Linked DNA regions of Homo sapiens: region 1 is linked to region 2. A link is an interaction called in ENCODE POLR2A ChIA-PET data of the cell type or tissue named here. Cell type or tissue: HepG2. All regions are shown on one strand. Each heading gives the region's core, and the rest is flanking DNA. Links, peaks and the distances in the headings are about the cores only. Region 1 overlaps FILNC1 (FOXO induced long non-coding RNA 1). Region 2 has its middle 17 kb from the start of TXLNB.

Region 1 (2,926 bases), core at 334-2,833, 530 kb before region 2:
AGCAAGAACATGTGGTATTTGGTTTTTCATTCCTTAGTTACTTCACTTAGGATAACAGTCTCTAGTTCCATCCAACTTGCTGCAAAAGACACTATTTCATTCTTTTTTATGGATGAGTAGTATTCCATCGTGTGTGTATATACACACACACACACATATAGGTATATATATATACACACACATATGTGTATATATATACACACATATATTATATATATACACATATATGTGTATATACATACACACACACACACACACATTTTCTTTATCCATTCATTGGTTGGGCACTTCGGTTGATTCCATATCTTTGTAATTGTGAATTGTGCTAAAAGCAAATTGTTTTGTTATTTTCATTTTGTTTTTCTCATCTCAGATCTCATAGACTTCTGTATTGTGGAAAACTATTTCTTTGACAGAAGATTAAATTTTAAAATATCCATCAAGTGATATCCACGGTTTTTAGACCATTTATTTTTCTGGTGTTTTTTTAAATACAATACTTACGTTTATTTTGGTACATACATTTCCTAATCAGGGCTCACTCTGTGTGGACATTGGGTTGCTGTTTGACATTCATTTATCCAACTGATCTATGACAAATTTAGTCATTCTTGGATGTAAACACCAAAATTTCTGGTGGCTCACATGCTGAACTACCAGGGTCATTGGAAAGTAGATGGATTGCTTATTCATGGATCACCTTTTAAAGGCCATTATATTTATGAAAATTTTTTTAAACTGCTAAAATTATTCATGAAGTGAATACTGATGGTGCTGAGTGGTAACACACGGAATGAAACACATGAAATGAAACCAGAGAGTATTTGACCCACATACATAGCCTTGGTGTGAGGTTCATAGATAATACTCACAGAGAGTCTCTGTGAGCTGATCATCATCTCTCAGATTGCTATTCTGAACATGGTAAAATGTAATCATTTCCCTACTGTAGTCCCTGGAAGGGCTTTTATGCAGTGTGCCTGCCATCCTGACTGGATTGGGGGAAGCAGTGAGACTCAAACATGAAAACTTTACAGATGAGCAGTTGATCTCCCAGTAATATTTAAAATTATGCATGGGTACCATAAGAGATTTCTTCTCCTATTAATGAATATCTAACAACTTAAACTGTTTATATCCTACTAACAGAGATGATAAAATATTTTTTCCCTTCTGATATATTCACAAGGAAGCAACTGTCTTTGATTAAGAAAATATTTCAGGCCAGGCACGGTGGCTCACACCTGTAATCCCAGCACTTTGGGAGGCCGAGGCAGGTGAATCACTTGAGGTCAGGAGTTTGAGACCAGCCTGGCCAACATGGCAAAACCCCTTCTCTATAAAAAATAGAAAAATTAGCCAGGAATGGTGGCATGCGCCTGTAATCCCAGTTACTCAGGAGCCTAAGGCAGAAGAATCGTTTGAACCAGGGAGGCGGAGTTTGCAGTGAGCTGAGATTGCGCCACTGCACTCCACCCTGAGCAACAGAGCAAGACCTTGTCTCAAAAAAAAAAAAAAAAGAAAGAAAGAAAGAAAATATTTTAACACAGTAGTTAGGGTATCACTTAGGAAACTTGAAAACCTGGGTTCAAAAGTCAATGCATCACATTAAGAGAAAATTGAGAGGACTTTATTTTTATTTCTGAAAAGTGACGGAAGAGAAGAGATAGAAAAAATTTGGGGAGATTAGAGCCTGTCACAGAGGAGGCAGCCAGGGAAAACCTCTGAGGATATATGGTAGCTTGGTGCAAATATCTGCTATAATTTCATCTCCATGAGAGCAGGGATGTTTGTCAGTTTTTTTCACTGATAACTCCCAAGCACCATGAGCTGTGCCCGGCACAATGTAAGGATTTAATGTTTTTTATAGAAAAGAGTGAATGAATGAATGAATGAATACACGAGTAGAAATTTTTAGTGTTCAATTTGAAATAGCTTGATCTTGGAATGTAAACTCTCAAAAAAACATTGGCCAACTTGACTATTTCCAAAGTTCTTTGTGAGTTGGTGAATGTTCTGAGAAAACTGCGGCTGAATTTCACATCTGGTAAAATCATGCCAAACAGACAGCACGTGTGAGAGAACATGATGATCCCTCACCCAACCTAATCCAGCGAAGGCAGATAAAGCCCCAGTACATGTGCAGGGATAATTGCGATATTTTTGGACTTCCATGGGGGCATAGAATGGGCTTCAAGCTGATTTTCTCTAAATACTACATGACCTGAAGTTTCCACCTAATGTCCAGGTTTTGTCCATTCATGTACCACCACATGTAAGAATTTGCCTGCATGTACTAGATCAGGACTGTAAGGAACAACAGAATAACACACACACACACACACACACACACACACACACACACACACACACCAATTTAGAAAACCCTCTCATAATATTAGTATAGTACTAAAGGAAAGGTTTAGAAGTTGATTACCCCAGGAAAGCATTGTGTTTAAGCTATACCAATCCAATGAGAATATACTGTGTCTTTCAAAAATCTTATTACAAAAGAGGCTGGGGGCTGAAAAATGAGATCGGAGGTGACAGATGAAGTGGGAGTAGCAGAGGGGAGCACCATCTCACATCTGGTTGCAGCTCTAAAGCCGTGGCTCAGACTGACCCTTTGCTCACCTGTGTTGATGCTGCCACACACGTAGGCAGCACTATGCCACGGGCACTATGTTTGCCCATGGGCTGCTGTCCATGCTGTTGCAAAATACCCCTGTTCCCATAAACTCTGCCCAGACCATGCATCACTGCCTTATTTGTGGCACTAATTCACCCATGACCTCCAACCTCTTTCAGGATTTAGAGCACCAAGTCCCTCTGCTGCCACTGCCCATTGTTCCTCTTAGTTTTTCTCATTGTCTCTGATGTTCACCCCTCCAGATGGTGGGGAGATGTACTGTTCTTAGGTTTGCAC
Region 2 (2,926 bases), core at 100-2,599:
CTTTGTTTTTCTGCTATTGAGTTGTAAGAATTCTTTACAAATTTTGGATATTAAGCCCTCATCAGACATGGGGTTTGCAATTATTTTTTCCCAGTCTGTAGGTTACTCTTTCATCCTGTCGATTGTATCCTTTGCTGGACAGAGGTTTTCATTTGATGGAGCCCCATTTATTTATTTTTGTTTTTGTAACCTGAACTTTTGGTGTGATACCCAAAATATCATTGCCAAGGCCAATGTCAAGAAGCTTTTCCCCTGTGTTCTTGTCTAGAAGCTTTATGGTTTCAGGTCTTCCATTTAGGTCTTTATCTGTTTCGAGTTAACTTTTGTGTGTGGTGTAAGACAAGAGTCCAATTTCATTCTTTTGCATATGGTAATCTAGTTTTTCCAGCACCATTTATTGAAGAGACTGTTCTTTCCCCATTGTGTCTTCTTGATGCCCTTTTCAAAAATTTGTTGTCCATGTATGTTTGATTTTATTTATGGGTTTCCAGGGCCCTTTTATATTTTTTAATTAATTAATGTATTTATCTAAATAGAGACAGAGTCTCACTATGTTGCCAAGCTGGTCTCCAACTCTTGGGCTCAAGCAATGCTCCCTCCTTGGCTTCCAAAAGTTTTGGGATTACAGGTATGAGCCACTGTGCCTGGCCCTTTTTGTATTTTCATGTCGAGACTCTTCGGGGAATTAACGATGAATTCTGCTTTACTAAGTGTGTAGTTTGGACAAGAGGCAATATTGACTACTTTCTTTGTACAAGGTCACATGCTAAGCACCTTTATGCTTATGTTAGTGAGAACAAATAGGCCTATCATGCAACTGGGAAAGGAAAGAAGAAAGAAAAGGAATTAACACTTAATATGCATCTACAAAGGCCTGTGATGTGTACTTTGTGTGTGTACGCAAGATCTACTGTTTAGAAATCTTATTGCAAACAAGAGAAACTGATTTGGGCATATTTAAACAGAAAGAGAATTCATAGCTAGCCTACTGAATCTAAGAAATATGGAAAATCAGGTTTGGGAAATGGTAAGGAATCATATAAATCTAAGCAGAAGAGTCCTGGCTCAGAAATAACTCTGATTAACATTTGCTGCTGAAACCTCTTCCCATAATTCTGGGGCTGCTGGAAACTCTCCACCCACTGGACAGTCATCACTGCCCCAGGAAATAACCTCTGCTCCCTGCATCATTGCATAACTGCCCAGATTCAAAGTTCCAGCTGGGAGTGTGGTTGGACAAGGCTAGGCCATGTGCTACTCCTAGCTGTCAAATAGGGAATGGAATGCATGCTCCTCTTTACCTTTCACAGGGGTAGACAGAACCCTGCCCATCACCAAGACTTATCCTTATTCAAGGTTTGAAATAGAAAGAAGACTTGGATGCTAAGCGGTCAACACAATGGCAAGCATTCACTGTTGTTTTACTACTTTGGTTTCCTAATTTCTATATTTGCCACTTGTCCTTTATGGTAAAAACTTGCATGTTAAAATAAATATTCCTGTTTAACATGACTCATTACCTAGTGGGAAATTTACCCACCCCCTCAAAGGGAAATGACCCAGCATCTCAATAGTTTCTACATTCAGCTCCAAATCTAAGATCTCTGGGTGATACTCATTTCTCCTCTAGTGACCATATAAATCTATCTTCATGTAATGTAAGTATGAACAAAATTGGAAAGTCAACCACTAACGACATAGTCCATACACAATAGTGTGGTTGGAAAACAACAAAAAACTTTTAAAAGGAGTATTAGTTGGAATATATAGCAAAACAAGGAAGTGAACACAAATAAAGCCTACAGTAGTCATATCTGTAACTCTTCACAAGATATTTTATGATGTGTGCAGTATTTACAACTTCCCTCTTCCACTACCTACTGCATCTTGCCTTTGTTTTCAGACGGCGTCTGGGCTGGTCAGGGTTTGTCTTTGGAAGTCCTTCCAATATAGTGATGCAGTGGTCTTCATTAATTTTTTGCAACCAGGCAGGTAGTTGTATCGCTTAGGATCCATCCATACTTTTCTCTGTCCTTCTTATATAGCAATAACCATACATGCCCATGGTAGCCAGAGTCAGTGACTCCAAACAGTTTCTTAACAACCATCAGCCCTTCCACTCTGCCTATTTGCCTCTTCGTTTAATAGCATCTAGAGCTCTCAGTAGGTAGGTGTCCATTTAGCTTTCATTTTAAAAGAGCCATTGTGGCCGTGTGGAAGCATCGATCACTTGGGTTCTGAAATCTCGCATGCAGAAGAACCCAGGTGTCAATACTATTCCTGGGTTCTGAAATCTCGCATGCAGAAGAACCCAGGTGTCAATACTACTCCTGGGAAGTGTCAACCCACTTCCACTCTGGGTCCCTAGACCCATGTGTTTTAATTAATCAGGAGCAAATTTGTGTAAAAACACGTCTGGATAAAAATCAATTTAGCAAAATTGTTTTTAAGATATTTATACAGATAAAATGATATAATTATTTCTTAGTCTTTCATAATGAAGCCAACATTTAACAATAAATTCAATATTGCCTTTAAAAAGCCATTTGTTTAGATATCCAAAGAATACCCAATACTATGTTGAACAAGAATGAATAGAAGAGGAAAAAAATGAATGGGTATAATAAGGTTGTCCTGGAAATCTCTATATAGGCAAGAAAACTATAATTTGGAAAAGTATGTTACATTCTCTTATGAAAATAATTGAAAGGGCATAAGCTCACCTGAATATGTTACTATAGACAAAAACTATGATCTACTTTTCCTCAGCCAAATTTATGATTTAATTCATAGATATTTGTTGAGGCCATGCACAGTGGCTCATGCCTGTAATCCCAGCACTTTGGGAAGCTGAGGAAGGAGGATCACTTGAGGCCAGGAGTTGGAGACCAGAGTGAGCAACATAGCAAGACCTTGTTCCTACAAA

What was found. Peaks named below come from ENCODE experiments on the same cell type or tissue, not always from the same donor. Only the 100,000 strongest peaks of a DNase experiment are listed, where the experiment ranks them.
Region 1: POLR2A ChIA-PET joins it to region 2 with 6 read pairs; 2 of 35 experiments call an interaction of 5 or more read pairs at or near these places.

Annotation. Positions count from the first base shown.
Region 1 is chr6:139,833,576-139,836,501 of GRCh38, reverse strand. All of the region lies in intron 1 of FILNC1 (FOXO induced long non-coding RNA 1), which reads right to left. Among named protein-coding and RNA genes, the nearest start is that of FILNC1, 64 kb to the right of the region's middle. In HepG2, for the core only: no CTCF peak of the experiment used is centred there; no DNase peak of the experiment used is centred there.
Region 2 is chr6:139,307,367-139,310,292 of GRCh38, reverse strand. It overlaps a transcript of TXLNB not described here. Among named protein-coding and RNA genes, the nearest start is that of TXLNB, 17 kb to the right of the region's middle. In HepG2, for the core only: no CTCF peak of the experiment used is centred there; DNase peaks (open chromatin) are centred at 822 and 1,192.